Linked DNA regions of Homo sapiens: region 2 is linked to region 1. A link is an interaction called in ENCODE POLR2A ChIA-PET data of the cell type or tissue named here. Cell type or tissue: A673. All regions are shown on one strand. Each heading gives the region's core, and the rest is flanking DNA. Links, peaks and the distances in the headings are about the cores only.

Evidence for each region. ChIA-PET counts read pairs that join two places held together with the same protein. Peaks named below come from ENCODE experiments on the same cell type or tissue, not always from the same donor. Only the 100,000 strongest peaks of a DNase experiment are listed, where the experiment ranks them.
Region 2: POLR2A ChIA-PET joins it to region 1 with 8 read pairs; 5 of 35 experiments call an interaction of 5 or more read pairs at or near these places.

The regions. Positions count from the first base shown.
Region 1 is chr2:121,724,763-121,733,563 of GRCh38, forward strand. NIFK (nucleolar protein interacting with the FHA domain of MKI67) reads right to left here. Exons shown (of 7, transcript NM_032390.5): 3 at 7,334-7,442; 4 at 6,131-6,342; 5 at 3,715-3,774; 6 at 3,526-3,594; 7 at 2,183-3,150. The coding sequence ends at 2,962. NIFK-AS1 (NIFK antisense RNA 1) reads left to right here. Exons shown (of 4, transcript NR_037857.1): 4 at 3,041-3,798. Among named protein-coding and RNA genes, the nearest start is that of NIFK, 7.7 kb to the right of the region's middle. In A673, for the core only: no CTCF peak of the experiment used is centred there; no DNase peak of the experiment used is centred there.
Region 2 is chr2:121,819,787-121,828,587 of GRCh38, forward strand. No RefSeq gene overlaps it. Among named protein-coding and RNA genes, the nearest start is that of LINC01823, 34 kb to the left of the region's middle. In A673, for the core only: no CTCF peak of the experiment used is centred there; a DNase peak (open chromatin) is centred at 3,615.

The DNA.
Region 1 (8,801 bases), core at 1-8,000:
TCATTTTCATGTGCTGTACTTTCTCCCCAACCACTTCAAGAAATAGGCTTTGCTGCATTAAAGTGAGATTTTAGAATTCATATTAGCAGTCTCATACCACAATCAGCCAGGGCTACAATTTCCAGTCACAGTGACCAGTTGCCTTGGCTTTGGCCACACTGTATTCCAAACGATAGTAATGGAAAAACCCGTTCTGAACTTGTGTCAACTTCATTCATTCGCCATTCAAAGGCCATTTCTGTGGCATCTATTCACTCGACACTCCATCTTATGGCCAATACACAGCTTGTGAAATGTCGGACTCCAACCAAAACTTGTCTGTGGACTAATTCTTTTTTTCCTTTATAGCTTTTTGTCTGATTATATATAATAGCAACAAAAACCTCATTAATTTTTAAAAATTAAGAAAGCGAAAAATGGCTGGCCTGGTGGCTCATGCTAGTAATCCCAGCACTTTAGGAGGCTGAGGCAAGAGGATCGTTTGACCCCAGGAATTCAAGAACACTGTGGGCAACATAGCAAGACCCGTTTCAATGAAAAAAACAAAAAAGAAACAGGGAAAAACCTAATTAGATAACTGAATTAATTTTGATATATACTTTTCCATTAAAAAAAAGTTTTTTTTACAAAAAATGTCTATAGCTGGCTGGGGGTGGTGGCTCATGCCTGTAATCCCAGCACTTTGGGAGGCCGAGGCGGGTGGATCACTTGAGGTCAGGAGTTCGAGACCAGCCTGGCCAACATGGTGAAATCCTGTCTCTAATAATACAAAAATCAGTTGGGCGTGGTGGTGCATGCCTGTAATCCCAAGTACTCGGGAGACCGAGGCAGGAGAATCACTTGAACCAGGGAGGTAGAGCTTGCAGTGAGCAGAGATTGTGCAACTGCAGTCTAGCCTGGGTAACACTGAGTGAGACTCCGTCTCTAAACAAACAAATAAGGGGGGTGGCAGGTGGCTGTTCAGGAAGGGAGAAATACTCAGTTCATCTTGCCATGTACATGTATGTGTTTGAATGCACATGCCCCTTAAGATCAAACACAACAGACTTATGTCTTCACATGGAGAACCTTGTCTGACGCTTTCCCAGGGGAAACCAGATGTCCAGATCCACGAAGCTCAGAGATGGTTCAAATAGGGCATTATTTAACAAATACATACTAAATCTTCTATGTGCCAGGAACCATTCTAGAGATCTAATCTGCTTTTTGCATGTACTTAAAACCAACTCTATTTTGCATCAGAACACCTAGCCCTGTATCGTATTAAAGACTTAAGAAATGCTAGATGAAAGAATGCTTAGTGGCAATGAATTAAAAAAAAATCTTTTTTAAGAGAGTGATAATGAATTTTTTTTGGTTTGTTTTTTGAGACGGAGTTTCGCTCTTGTTGCCCAGCCTGGAGTGCAATGGTGCGATCTTGGCTCACTGCAACTTCCACCTCCTGGGTTCAACTAATTCTCCTGCCTCCACCTCCTGAGTAGCTGGGATTATAGGCATGCGCCACCACGGCCGGCTAATTTTGTATTTTTAGTAGAGACGGGGTTTCTCCATGTTGGTCAGGCCGGGATTACAGGCGTGAGACACCACACCCAGCTTTTTTTTTTTTAAGAGACAGGGTCTTGCTTTGTCGCTCTGGCTGGAGTGCAATGGTGCAACCATAGGTCACTGTAGCCTCAAACTCCTAGGTTCAGTGATCCTTTTGCCTCAGTATCCTAAGTAGGTGGGACTATAGGCATGTGTCACCATGCCCACCTCATTTTTTTTTTTTTTTTTGAGACAGAGTCTCCTCTGTCACCAGGCTGGAGTGCAGTGGCGTGATCTTGGCCCACTGCAACCTCCGCCTCCCGGGTTCACGCGATTCTCCTGCCTCAGCCTCCCAAGCAGCTGGGACTACAGGTACCTGCCACCACGCCCATTTAATTTTTGTATTTTTAGTAGAGATGGGGTTTCACCATGTTGGCCAGGATGGTCTTGATATCTTGACCTCATGATCCACCCGCCTCGGCCTCCCAAAATACTGGGATTACAGAAGCAAGCTACCGTGCCTGGCTTCATTTTTAAAATTTTTTTGTAGAAAGAGGCTCTCATCATGTTGCCCAGGCTGGTCTCCAACTCCTAGCCTTAAGTGATCCTCCTGCCTCAGCCTCCCAAAGTGCTGGGATTACAGGCACAAGCTACTACATCTGATGGCAATGTTTTTAATGAGTCTGAATTCGTTAATGAAGGGGAAAATTTATTATTTTTTTTTCCCAATGACTCCCAAGTCCTACTCGCAAACAAATACATTGTAGAAAAAAGTTTAATTGCTGGTTATTGTTTGAATCTTGAAATACAATTCTTCACTGATGATACTGGTATAAAATGGTGGTTATTAATTCATGCTAGCACAACCAAAACTAATTTAACATTATTGGTAAAAATGAGTCATTTTTGAATCTCTATTAAAATCTGAACACATAAACAAATCTGTGCTAAAACTGGAACTGCCTTCTCACTCTACATATAATTAAACTTCCAGCTTCAACCATCTGATGTTGAAATCTAAAGCACCTCCATGAGTTAAATGTCCCCGACAAACCATGTAGATGGACAAACAAGATTGGTGGTCTTTAATTGCTGGCGACAGAAAAGGCTGCAGTTTAGTACTTAAACCTGCAGTTAGTGGTCAACTTTCTATCCAGGCAGAGTAAACTAAGGAGAGCTATGAAATATCAAAAGAAAACTAGAGGCCAGGACAAAGAGGCAATGTCAGCCAAGCCACTGCAAGATGGTATGCACCCCTGTATTTCAGCCAAGGGCAGGCAATCCAAAATTACACACTGCTTTCCTTAACTTGACCAAACAGTGTATTTTTCCTCTGAAAATCTTGTCAAAGGTTGTATTCCATTGTACCTAGTGAAATACAAAGTCCACTCTCATAAAAATATTATATTTTTCAAAAGAAATATAATACATTGAAAATCACTGATTGCTGCTTCTTCGTCTTTTTTTCCGTGAATGTGTAGGTGTTTGAGTCTCTTGTATTTCTTCTTTTACACAGGATATGGGCTGTTTGAAAACTATTTCATCATCTTTATCATCATCATTCAGTTCAGCCACTTGAGATTTTCGCCTCTCCAAAAATGTTGGTGTACAAACTGGTGTGGGGCCCTGGATTCAACAAGTAAAGATTATAATACATAAATGTAAAACATGATTATGACTTTACCCAAAAATATCATCTCTCCTCTATTTTTACAAGTTGTGCCCCATTATTTTAGCTCTGTTACCATCTTTTGGTGATACTATTGCAAAGAATAAAGAACTTAGATGCTTATCAAACTTGGTACAGAAATTCACAATTAACAAATATAGCATGTTCCATTATAAGGTTTTAGGCAGAAAATTGCTAAATCAACAATAAAGATCTACCAAATGTCACAATATTTAATTTGAAATCTTAAAATGAGAGTAGCAGAAACTGCTTCTCCTCCTTCAAATTATTTCTATAATATCTGGTGTCTGGAGTATTGAAAACCATTTTACCTGGCTATCCACAGTCTTCTCAGGAGTGTCAAGAGTACCTGAAACTTTTTTCTTCTTCTTACGTAAAACCTTAAAATAAATTTTAAAACACATCAATTTGAATATTGATCAGCTACAGTAGTCTTGAATATGTTTTCCTACTTATCCTTCTCTAATATCTTGCATGTAAAATGATAAAAAAAATTTTACCTGGCCTTTTGTAGACGTCTGACGATTAGTTTTTGAAATACTTTCCGTTTTCTGTAAAATCTTTAATAAAGAAGTTAGAAATTGACACTCATATCTTTTCTTTCTAAACTTAGCATTAGATCCTCATATATATTATCAGTAAATCCTCCCTAAATGACAAGAGCATTTCATTTTAAAAAATCAAAACTCATAAATACAGTGAATTATCTCAAGTAAAGGGCAAAACTAGGAAAAACCCAGTAGAGGAATTGACAGAGCTGCAGAGGTTGAAGGGAAGGCCAAAACCTGGAGCTCACTGATTCACAGAATCCTGAATTCAGGAGGGTGGAAGCAGGAAGAATGTGCAAAGGCAGGCCACCCCCATCTCCTAAGTCACAAACAGGGTACAGGAAAAGCAGTGCTCACATGCCTCTTTTCAAGTTTCACTGTCTCAGTTCCCAAATGGTTCACAAGAGTACCAGGGCCTAAGGCCTTGGCGAAATATTCTAATACTATTAAAGACAGTATTTGGGATTTGGGCAAAAAATTAACCACCGAGAATTGAGGCAAAGGAGGGTAACACGGTCATCTAGTTTCTGGATAAGGTTAAAAACCTAGTAAATTGGCTGGGCGCAGTGGCTCACGCCTACAATCCCAGCACTTGGGGAGGCCAAGGTGGGTGGATCATGAGGTCAGGAGTTCGAGACCAGCCTGGCTAACATGGTGATGAAACCCTATCTCTACTAAAAAAAATACAAAAAATTAGCTGGGTGTGGTGGTGTGTGCCTGTAGTCCCAGCTACTCGTGGGGGCTGAGGCAGGAGAATCGCTTGAACCTGGGAGGCGGAGGTTGCAGTGAGCTGAGATAGTGCCACTGCACTCCAGCCTGGGCAACAGAGGGAGACTCCATCTCAAAAAAAAAAAAAAAAAAGAAAAGAATGAGACCTTTACCTATACTAGCCATACCATAATAAGCTTCATTCTTGATCTATAATAAAAGACATAGCTCTCCTCACTGTGACAGATGGAGGAAAGGGTCAGTGTTTTGGTATCTACTTATAGCATACAGTAAACCAAAGACTTAATTCTGGCAGTGTCACCTCTGAATGACAATCTTTTTCTTTTTTAGCGATACGGTCTTGCTCTGTTGCTGAGGCTGGAGTGCAATGGTACAATCACAGTTCACTGCAAACTTGAAATCCTAGGCTCAGGAGATCCTGTTGCCTCAGCCTCCTGAGTAGCAAGGACTACAGGCACACACTACCTCAACTGGCTAATAAATGGCAATCTAAGAGTATTACAGTCTTTAGTTAAATAGTGGGTTTACTTCAGTAACTTAAAACAGAACATGTAAGTTAAACAAATCAGATTATCTCCTTAAAAGAAGCTTCCTCTTCTGTATAATAGAAATAACAGAATCTGGTCTCATAATGTTTTAGGAAGAACCTACAATGGAATGTTTCAAAAGTTTAGTCAGGCCAGTCATGGTGGCTCACACCTGTAATCCCAGCACTTTTGGAGGCTGAGGTGGATGGATCACCTGAGGTCAAGAGTTCGAGACCAGACTGACCAACATGGTGAAACCCCATTTCTACTAAAAATACAAAAAATTAGCCGGGTATGGTGGCACGCACCTGTAATCTCAGCTACTCATGAGGGTGAGGCAGGAGAATTGCTTGAACCTGGGAGGTGGAGGTTGCAATGAACTGAGATTGTGCCACTGCACTCCAGCCTGCCTGGGCAACACAGCAAGACTCTGTCTCAAAAAACAAAACAAAACAAAACAAAACAAAAAAGGATGGGTGCAGTGGCTCACGCCTGTAATCCTAGCACTTTGGGAGGCCGAGGCGGGCGGATCACCTGAGGTCAGGAGTTCAAGACCAGCCTGACCAACAAGGAGAAACCCCGTCTCTACTAAAAATACAAAATTAGCCGGGGTGGTGGCGCATGCCTGTAATGCCAGCTACTCGGGAGGCTGAGGCAGAAGAATCGCTTGAACCCCGGAGGCGGAGGTTGCGGTGAGCCAAGATCACACCATCGCACTCCAGCCTGGGCAACAAGGGTGAAACTCCATCTCAAAAAAGAAAAAAAAGTTTAGTCAAAAAACTGGCTGGGCACGTGGCTCATGCCTATTATTCCAACACTTTGGGACGCTGAGGTGGGTGAATCACCTGAGGTCAGGAGTTCGAGACCAGCCTGGCCAACGTGGAGAAACCCCGTCTCTACTAAAAATACAAAAATTAGCCAGACGTGGTGGTGTGCACCTGTAATCCCAACTACTTGGGAGGCTAGAGGCAGGAGAATTGCTTGAACCCAGGATGTGGAAGTTGCAGTGAGTCAAGATTGTGGTAAGTGCTAGGCTAGGTACTTTACAAGGTACAAAGCTGCCCCCTCCCCTCCCCACAACAAACCACAAAAAAGATTTCACGAATATTTACCAAAGAAGGAAAATCATAGTCAATTCCTTTTTTAGCTAATTTCTTCCTGAGTAATCTTTCTTTCTTTTTAAATCGCTCCTCCATCCGTAGCTTTTGTGTTAGTGTCCGATTCCGATTATACCGTTTCACTGATGGATATGATGGCTGCTTAAATGGAATATTCCAGTCTTTAAAGAGTTCTTTATGTACTTTTTCAGGTGGCATAAAATGACCTATTTTCAAAAAGAAAAAAACATAAAGGTATTTTAATGTTAACTTTAGAATCTCCGCAGTGCCATTCCTCACACAACAAAATGATATGGCTGGGTACAGTGGCTCACACCTGTAATCCCAGCTTCTCTCACAGCAATGCGAAGTGAATAGAGAGACAAGACCTGGGCAGCCTTGTCAGCTGTGAACTTGGGTACCTAAGACGGCCACATGCCACCATGGGCACAGGGAAGCCAGAAACTTCGCTTTGCCTCCCAAGGGCAGCAGGATCTGGACAGGGATGCTCTCTGCACCCTATGGACTGCAGGGTAGGGGGCTTCACTGGCTTCTTTCTGCAGGATAAATTACTCATCTGGTGCGTCACTCCTCCACTCCCTCTGGCTTCTCTCGTGTGGAAGAGCTACAGCCATTGCCATTTAGACAGATTTTGCAACGCGATTCCTGACCTTTGATGCTATCCCCACTGCCCTCAGGATAAATTCGGAACTCGCTGACTTAGAAGGCCTTCAGTAACCTGACCTGAAGCCTCTTCTTGCTCCTTCATCTCTTGCTACTTTTCCTCACATTCTCTCACAGCTGAATGGTTAGGCATCATTGGTTTGGCATTCACTGTCCCTCAGCCAGGAATGGTCTGTCTTCACTCCTGTCCCCTTCACCTGGCTCACTCCTGTTTAGTCTTCAGGTTTCAATGTCAACTATACTTCCTTAGAGAAGCCTTTCACAGCCCATAAGGATGGGTTAGCTGCTCCTCCCATGTGTCCCCAAGGTAACTTGTCCAGTTCCATTTAGGGTAAAAACAGCTCTCAGGCTAGATTTTAAAATTCCAATTAGAATCTGCCTGCAACATACACTGAAATCCTTGCACCATTCTGTAAGACTCATCCCAGAGATGAAGTGGCATGTCCAAGCAGCTAGGCAAGCCGCCCTTCCCACCACAGTCACCCACCAACAGCAGGCACCCAGGCAACCCTGCGGTAAGACAGGAGCACTTACACTCCAAGAGTCTTTCACCAAACAGGTAGTTGTTCATTGTTTCAGCAACTATTTTGGCAACATCCTCAGACTCAAACTCCACAAATGCATAGCCTTTGCTATTTCCAGTCTGCAACAGAGAAACCGCCACAAAAAGTAGAACAATTAAATTTGAATGCGTCATCAAATTCCTAAAATGCCATTATTTTAAATAATGTATATTAGCCCCTTATCAAATATTACGTACGACACGCTTAATTCTAACTTCAATTCACATATTCCGGGGACTGTTATGGGAAAAAGAAAAGATGCACGAGTCTGAACACACAGCTGATTTTCTGGTATTCTTGGGATTTTGGTTACATATGATAAATACACAATTCCTATGGCTGGAATTTATTCAGTAACAACACTCCGTGATATTAAAAAAGTCTTCAACTTAAAAGTCACATGGCTTAACAGTGGGAATCAGGAGGCTCATTTCCAGCACCAGTTGTGTCAGTAACAAGCAACTTGGACACTTCCACAACTGAGTCTCAGCTTAATTATCTTCAACAGGTGGATTCTGGGAAAAATTTAAATCCCTCAAAATCCATTTATAATCCCAACACTCAAAAGAGAGGGGAAGGCCAGGCGCGGTGGCTCACCCCTGCAATCTCAGCACTTTGGGAGGCCGAGGGTGGATCATCTGAGGTGAGGAGTTCAAGACCAGCCTGGTCAACACGGTGAAACCCCATCTCTACTAAAAATATAAAATATTCACTTTGGGAGGCCAAGGAGGGTGGATCTCAAGGTCAGGGGTTTGAGACCAGCCTGGCCAACATGGTGAAACCCCATCTCTACTAAAAATACAAAAAATTAGCTGGGCATGGTGACATGTACCTGTAATCCCAGCTACTCAGGAGGCTGAGCCAGAAGAATCACTTGAACCTGAGAGGCAGAGGTTGTAGTGAGCTGAGATCGCGCCACTGCACTCCAGCCTGGGCAACAGAATAAGACTCCATCTCAAAAAAGAAAAACTAGGCCAAGAGGGGTGGCTCATGCCTGTAATCCCAGCACTCCAGGAGGCCGAGGTGGGTGGATCACCTGAGGTCAGGAGTTCGAGACCAGCCTGGCCAAAATGGTGAAACCGTGTCTCTACTAAAAATACAAAAATTAGGCCGGGCACAGTGGCTCACACCTGTAATCCCCACACTTTGGGAGGCCGAGGCAGGTGGATCACCTGAGATTGGGAGCTCAAAATCATCCTGACCAATATGGTGAAACCCCATCTCTACTAAAAATACAAAAATTAGCTGGGTGTGGTGGTGCACGCCTATAATCCCAGCTATTCAGGAGGCTGAGGCAGGAGAATCACTTGAATCCGAGAGGCTGAGGGTGCAGTGAGCCAAGACTGTGCCACTGCACTCCAGCCTGGGCAACAGAGTGAGACTCCATTTAAAAAAAAAAAAAAAATTAGCCAGGCATGGTGGCAGGCACCTATAATCCC
Region 2 (8,801 bases), core at 200-8,199, 95 kb after region 1:
GGCTGATCAACCCATGTTGCCTTTTTTTCTTACTCTCTCAAAGTTACAACCCAAATTGAAAAATACAAGCTCTTCTCCAAAGAGGTGGACTGATCCCTAGACAGGGGCTAAGAGGCCCGTCTTGACTCCCCTCTCGTTTCTGTGTTCCAGTTCACCAGCCGTGTTCCTGCGGGCCTGAGCCGCTCTGGTCTGCTACAGGCCACCCGGCTTGCACCTTCCCTCCCTGAGGCCCTGATTCTTGCTTCCTGACTGTGAACTTCCTCCTGTCATTTACAGCTGGCTGTGCTTCACATTGCACACCTGGTGGGGTGGGGTGAGGGGGTGCTTGAAAATTGCAGACACTGTAGATCAGGAGAGTGACTGTTACAATTTTGGCAGATGGTAGGGAAGTGTCTTGTGGGAACCTTTTTTGTAATTTGCACCAAGTCCCCATTTGGGATAGTGTTGGGGCTGCTCAAATATTTCTTTAAGTGTGCTCTGTATTGATTTCCGTGGAGTTTTGCTTCTTCAGATACGCTCTGTTAATTGCTTCTGTTAGGTAGCGGCAGCAGCAACAAAAACAAACATTAATGAACTCCTAATAACATCTATTATTAATTGCTAACATTTACTAAGTGCTTGCTATGGACCAGACATTGTGCTAGATGCTTTTAAAATACAGTGTTTTGTTGTTGTTGTCATTGTTGTTGTAGAGACGGGGTCTCCCAGTGTTGCTCAGGCTGGTCTTGAACTCCTGCGCTCAAGCGATCCTCCTGCCTCAGCCTCCCAAAGTGCTGAGATTACAGGCGTGAGCCACCACACTTGGCCTTTAACTTACTTCAACCTACAAGGCAGTGCCAGTGTGAAACCCATTCTACCACTGGGTGCCAAGGTGTGACAAGGCGATGTAACTTGCCAGGCACTGCAGAGCAGAAGTGATGGAGCTGGTATGAAGCCTCCAGCTGTTTTACTCCAAACCCATGTTTTCTTTCTGCTGTACTGGGTCCCTGGGTTCAGAGATGAAGCAGCTCTCAGTCATGTAGGACACATTCAAGCCAACTGTTCCCATATAAGGAGCTACTGGCTATGCTGGGGTTCCCCACCGGGCAGTGGGATCCCAGGAGAGGGAGAACTGCAGTAGCTGAGGGTGATCAGAGGATGCTTCACAGAGGAGGGGACTTGTTCCTTTACCTGGGTGTGGCTTCCACTCTTTTTCATCCCCTACAGCCCTGCATCTCTGCCTGAGTCTGCCGCCTCTGTTCCTGGGTGCGCTCAGGGTTCAACATGGCGGACACTGGGGAAGATTATATTTTCCAATGGGCTGGAAGGGTGAACTCCTGACAGGGATGCAAGCTGAAAAACAAGCTCTTTACCAGATAGAAAATGGACACATGGTGATGCTTCTTGAATAATTCCATTCAGCAGCCTCCTGGGATCCGTCGCCCATGGTTTTATAAATGGTCTATCTCACAACCCACTCTCAGATGGGCCACCTCTGCCCCTCAGGCTGGCCCTGGCTGCATCTACAAGTTCTATGAGTCCCCAATTAAGAAAACAATAGCTCTCTTTTCACTGAAGCCCAGAGCTGTCAGAGTCCTTTTCAACACAACAAGAGATTCATCAGCTTCCAATCAAGGAAAATTAATTTATGTTTGTCCCAGTGTCCTGTAGCATTGGATTTCAAATAATTGTAAACAAAATGAAAAAACTCAGGCAGCTCTCTGTTTCTCACTCAGTTCTCACCGTCAGTGGGAAGCTGCTCACATAAGAGAAATAGTTGGCTGTCCTTAAACTTTGGAAAACACCACCAAGGAACCGTGTGGCTTGATGCCACTGGGCTTAGTGTCAGGAGGGTTGAGTCTTGGTGGAGGTAGGAGCATCACCCAGTCAGTGGATGACATCACCACCACTTGGTGACGTATTGAGATGCCCCAGGGGACAGAAGGAGTGGAGCCAGTGACCTCAGCAGGCACCGAGAACACTGTTTTAGGGGCAGCATTGCTAGCCATCCCCCACAAGAGGACATGTGTTGGAAACAGCACTGTGATCAGGGTTCTGGATACCATCCTGCCTCTACCAGCGAAGTCAAGTAGCCCTGGGGGCTTCTGCTTTCCCATCTGTAAAGTGAGAAGATCAGCCTGTAGCTCTGTCCAGGAGATGCCCACAGCCTTGTCCCTATGGCTGTATTAGTGCTGATTCAGCTTTTGCTGTCTAGAAGCCTACAGGCCTTTTTTTTTTTTTTGAGAAAAGACTCACTCATGAAGCAAGAGAACAGTATAAAATGATGGATAATCCACTGTTAGTTTGGGTGAGGGAGATGGAAGATGCAACCGCTTTTCAAAAACATTCAAAAGTATTTTCTTTAATTTCTGAGTGGTAGGGAAATTGGGTATATTTATTTTATCACACATTTTATTATTTATTTTATTTATTTGAAGCAGGGCCTCATTCTATCACCCAGCTGGAGTGCAGTGGTGTGATTATAACTCACCGCAACCCTGGACTCCTGGGCTCAAGTGATCCTCCTGCCTCAGCTCCCTGAGTAGCCAGGACTACAGGTGGGTGCTACCATACCCAGCTAATTTTTATTTTTATTTTTAGTAGAGACAGGGTCTTGCTATGTTGCTCATACTTGTCTTGAACTCTTGGCCTCAAGTGATCCTCCCACTTTGGCCTCCCAAAGTGCTGGAATTATAAGTGTGAGCTATAATCTGTGCCCAACTTTTTATCACACATTTTTGCATTTTCTAAAAGAATTACAATCACATGTAAGGCCTTATGAAATCCTTGTCTACCCTAAAGTCATAAAGGTTTTCTCCTATATTATTTCATAGAAATGTTGTTTTACCATTCACGTGTAGATCTACAATTCATTTGGAATTGCCTTTTTTTGGTATGGTGTGAGGTAGGGGTCAAGGTTTATTTTTGCACTGCAGCACTATTATTGCTGTAAATCAGGTGTCTGTATGTGGAGGTTTCTCCTTTGTCTGATTAGTCTGTTTGTCTATCCTTGCGCCAATACAACACTGTCTTAAATGTCACAACTTTCTTAAGAAGGTCTTGATAATCTGGTAGTGTGAGCCCTCCAACTTTGCTCTTTCTCAAAACTATTTTGATTATTTTTTGACTCTTTTCATTCCATATACACTTTAGAATAAACATCAATTTTCACAAAAACACTTGCTAGGATTTTGACTGAGACTTTATTGAATCTATGAATTCATTTGGAGAGAGTAGATATGTTGATAAGATTAGATCTTCCAATAATATATCCAACTTCAGAGCGTTGGCTTTTACCAATTCCCCTGGGGCATCATTTAGCTGAGAACCAAATTTTATGTGACTTTTTTAGCCTGGGGGTTCCAGACCAAGTTGGGTGGGATAAATTTGAGCCCCAAATCTATATGAAGTCAGATTTGTGTTCATGAATTCCCAGATAACTATTTTATTTATTTACTTTCCACTTCAAGTCTAAGCTAAAATTTCTTTGTCATCCACCTGAGTTGGTGAGAATTTTTTCTTTTCTGGTTTGTACTTTTGTTCTTCATCAGACCCACTCCCTGTAAGCATCAATCCCCAATCCCCCGGGAGTTGCGAGCTCATGCCCCTTCCTGAATCCATCCTCCTGGCCAGGTTTCACAGCAGAAGCTCAAGGATTTTCTTGGCCCCTGGGGAGTTCTATTTCCTTCTTTCAGGGCTCTGTCAAGATTGAAAAGGCTGCTTACTATATTTACCCAGCATTTCATGGTGTTTGTGCTAGAAGATGGTGTTCTCTGATCAAAATTTCAGAAAAGGTGTTGTTCTGAGTAGCCACAATATAAGCACAGAGATGGGTCCCTTTTTCAGTTTGGGATATCTTTCCCTTCTTTGGTTAGCAGAGCGTTGTTCTTGGTTCTGACCAGGAAGCCTTGGGCATTAGGTACTCCTTAGCAGAACAGATGTGACCATGTATGAAGCCACCAAGTGTGAAATAGTCTCCCTGATAGAAGAGACCATGCCATGGGACTTCCTTCCACAGGACGTTTTATTATCAGCTGGCCCACCATCTTCAGTCTATTCTCAGCTTCCGTCTTCCTCCCCTTCTCATTGCCTCACTGTGGGGCATTTTGCTATATTTTCATTACCACCTTTGAGGGATATCAGCCCTCCTGGGGAGCCCTATATTTCTCATGAATAACTTCTGGTAATGAGGGTAGAGAGAGAAGGTTGATTATTTAAAAAAATAGAAAAAAACAGCATAAACTGCTGCATCTGAAGATTGTCCCTCACCTAACCCTACTTCTCACTGAATCCTTCTGGGGCATCCAGGCAGAAATAATTCTATCTATAAGTAACTACAGATAAAATTGTTAGACACTAACATAGCATTTGTGAATTAATTAAACCGGTGTAGGTATCAGGATGTCTGACTCTGTGTCAGGCACTGTGCTAGTGCTGCATAAGACAGACAGGATATACAAAAGAAATTATTCTGAGGCTTGTTAAAATGGCAAGGAATATTTTCTTCAAGGCTATGATAATATGGGAGGGAGATGGAACTCAACTCCAAATACAGCAGGGACAAATGGGGATTTGTAGGCCATGGGCAGGGTGAGGGAGTGGAGGGAAGATCACTAAGACCTTTGATCAAGTCTCAAGGGTGGAGGAGGAGGAGCTCATTTGGCCAAGTTGGGGAGGGTTTCAATAACCTAGCTCAGCAAGATTCTCCGCCAAAACCGGATTCGGTTATGAGGCTTGGACAAAGCCTGCTTGAAAAGAGGGCCAGAGGAGGCCGACTGAAGTTTGGGCAAGGAGGGAGTCCTTGTCATGGGTCCCTGATCTCATGGAGGTGTGAGCCATGGGATGCAAAAGGTGGGCCTGGCACCACCTTGAAATCCCTGCTGTAGCTTTGTTAGGGATGCCCTGACACTAGGTCCTGGGGTCCTCACTGTGGGGCATTTTGCTATATTTTCATTACCTCCTCATAGGGATATCAGCCCTCCTGGGGAGCCCTATATTTCTCATGAATAACTTCTGGTAATGAGGGTAGAGAGAGAAGGTTATTAGAAAAAAAAAAATAGAATAAAACAGCATAAACTGCTACATCTGCAGATTGTCCCTCACCTAACCCTACTTCTCACTGAATCCTTCTGGGGCATCCTGAAGTCTCACCAGTCACTTGAGGGCAAGCCATATGTTTTCTTGGATCTGGAAGCCTTTAGCATCATCCTCACTTGGTCTTCCATGGACTCCCAGGGGAAGCTTTACCATTCATTACTTGTCAGTTGCTGACTTAGTCCCCACACACTCCAGATGCCCAGAAAAAACACCTGCATTTTTCTTCCCAAGGCAACCAACATCTGTCCCAGCCCTGTCTGTTGCAGGAAGCAGCCTGTTTACTCCCTGTAGCAGGGTAGGAAAGAGTATGTTACAGCTGGCTGTCCCTCGGTGCCAGTCCAGGGCCACACTTCACACACATCACTGGCACCTCCTCTTTGCAAAGGTGCCCAAGGTCCAACTACAATACCTTGGTTATCTGGGGTAGGAGCATGTGCACTGTTAGCCATTCACACTTCAAGTAGAAAGAGTGACCTCTATTAGCTTAGAGGAAAGTCATGCTGAGAGAGTAGGAGAGCTGAATGCAGCAAAAGTCAAAGGTTAAGAGAGTCCTGGAGTGAGTGCAAGGGTGTGTGCACCTGTGGGCACACACATACACCCAGCCGTAGAGGTGGGACGCAGCAGGCCTGCATTACCCTTCCGGGATGTGTGGTGAGAGGATGGGGAGTGATTTTATTTGTTCAGCAAACATGGGAGCACCTGCTCTTCATTAGGGACTGTGCTGGGTGCTGCAGTCAGGAGGAGGAGGAGGAGGACATGGTCACGAGATATACAGGAGCAGGAGCAGGGGACAGTTGGAGGGACAGACAAGGAGAGACATGGTGTGCTGGCAGAGATTGCACAGGAAGTGGTGGGAGGGGACAATTGTACCTGAAGGGTGGGGCCAAGAGGGGCTCAGCCTCTGAACGAGTATTCAAGCTATGCAGTGTTTGCCAGGCAGGTGGAGATGCAAGTGGGAAGGGCATTTGAATGGAGGGAACAGCATGAGCAAAGTGCAGCTGTGGGGCTCACTCTGGGAACCGTAAGTAGCTTTTTGTAGGCAGGGAGACCTTTGGGCGTGAAGGGTAGAGATGGGAGACAAAGCTAGAGAGGCCCAGGAACTTGGAAACTGTGTCAAGTAATTTCAGATTTAATCACGCGGGAAACAGGGACCAGGAATCCGGCAGCTCCGAAGCTTGGTTCAGGATTCTGTCCCAGGGGCACAAGCTGGCTCATCTTGAAGCCTCTGTCCCCTCTCTCCACTTCTAGCACAGGGCCACTGACTTCTTTTCTAGAGCCACAAGTATTTCCCAGACTCTGAGCAGGAGCTGCACGCTGATAGGGAATGCGAATGAGTCCTTAGTTACCACCCACATCCCAGAGATGGAGCTAAGCCACTGAAATAACAAGCTGTTTCTCCCTTTGGCTCTTTCTGAAGACTGTGCACTACCCAGGGCCATTCCTGCCATTACTCACAGAGCAAAAAGCTGCTGGGGATAAATGAACTGCACCTCTAACCTCGGTCTGGCTCTGCACCCAAATTTCCCTGCAACTCCCCCAGATCACTGTCTTTCTGAAATGGGGGCCTTTTGCAGCTCCTCACCTGATGGATGGTGTGGGCAGAGAGGGAGCTGCGGCCTTGGAGTCCAGGTTCCTTGGCCTGTCCCGTGGCCTTTGTATTTGCCCTTGATATTTATGATGCTGCCAATTACCCTGATCCATTCAATTACCCAGAGCAGCAGTCACTGAACCTCCCCAGGCTGTGAGATGCTTGGAAAGCCACAGATATGATGACCACAGGACAGGGGAATATCAATTTTGCTTCCCCACAGTGTCCCCTCTGCCTAAATTTCTATCCTAGTGTTATAGCAAGAATAATGCCTGGAGTGGTGATTCTCAAGCTGGGGTGATTTTGTACCCCAGGGGACTTCAGCAATGTCTGGAGACATTTGGGGTTAATAAAACCTGGGGGCTGATACTATTGGTATATAAAGGGTAGAAGCCAAGGATGCTGCTAGACATCCTGCAATGCACAGGACAGCCCTGACAACAAAGAACTATACAGTACAAAATGTCAGTAGTGCTGAGGTTGAGAAGCCCTGATCTAGAGCACTGTGGGATACTCCACTTGTATAAAATTCCCTTTTTTTTTTTTTTTTTTGAGTCTTGCTCTGTCACCAGGCTTTAGTGCAGTGTCGTGATCTCGGCTCACTGCAACCTCCACCTCCCGGGTTCAAGCCAGTCGTCTGCCTCAGCCTCCTGAGTAGCTGGGACTACAGGCGTGTGCCACCATGCCCAGCTAATTTTTTATATTTTTAGTAGAGATGGGGTTTCACCATGTTGGCCAGGCTGGTTTCAAACTCCTGACCTCAAGTGATCCATCCACCTCGGCCTCCCAAACTGCTAGGATTACAGGCATGAGCCACTGTGCCGGGCCTAAAATTCTTTTCAATGGCCTTCTGAGCAGTCTCTCTAGTGCTTCTTATTCTTTTCTCTTGGAAGGGCCTTTCAATCCTAGTTCATCTGGCAAACTTCCATGCATCCTTCAAAACCCATCTCAGGTTCACCTTTTTTTTTTTTTTTTTTTTTTTTTGAGGAAGGCATCCCTGGCCTTCCAGAACCTGACTATGAGAGTTAATGATTCCCTTCTCTGTCCTACTTCTGTACTTGCACAGATTTTGAATGCAGATGCTTTTAAGCTACCAGTACTTCATCTCTATGTCTGTCTCCCCTATTCTCTTTGAAGAGAGGGATCCTCAGGTCCCAAGTCCTTGGGAGAATAGCTGAGGAGCTCACCACATTCAGGAACCAAAGTTAAAAAAATATTGGCTGGGCGCAGTGGCTCATGCCTGTAATCCTAGCACTTTGGGAGGCCGAGGTGGGTGGATTACTTGAGGTCAGGAGTTTGAAACCAGCCTGACCAACATGGTAAAACCCTGTCTCTACTAAAAATACAAAAATTAGCTGGGTGTGGTGGCAGGCGCCTGTAATCCCAGCTACTCGGGAGGCTGAGGCAGGAGAATCGCTTTAATCTGGGAGGTGGAGGTTGCAGCGAACTGAGATTGTGTCACTCCACTCCAGCCTGGGTGATAGAGCAAGACTCCATCTCAAAAAAAAAAAAAGTTAGAAAAATATTAAAAACATGAATGAAATTCTTTCTAAATTGAATTACATAAACCTCAGTCTTTCTAAACAGATTCTCTTTACTGGGTTTCCAGCTCCAAGGGCCTCACACAGTAATTACTTAAACATTTGTTAAACTGAGTTGATAATGAAAAGGAGAGAGGGTTTTACAACATGCAAATGGTCAGCAAATGGAAGAATCCCTGATGAGCACCGAGGATTTTCATTACTTGTTAAGGATTTGAGGTTTGGGTCTTTTCGTGTTGGTTTTATAACTTTTCTTGGTCAGATGAACTGTAGATTTGGAAGGTGTGTGTGTGTGTGTGTGTGTGTTTGTGTGTGTGTGTGTGTGGTGAAATGGTAAATGGTGCCAAGTGGCTCCTTCTTGGAAACGAATGACTCATTTCTCTTTTTTCATGCCAAGCAGGTGCAGAGAAAATGTTCACCCTGAAGAAATAAGCAATCCTAAATATAGGCTTGCTTAATGAGGGATGAATATTGCTAAGTAAAGAAGGCTGTGTTTTAGATTCCATCATTCCTGAAGCTCCAGCACTCCTCCACGAGGGCTCGGCAGGGATATGAGGCTTCTCGGGGGAAGGGGGATGATTTTCATTCCGCTTAAC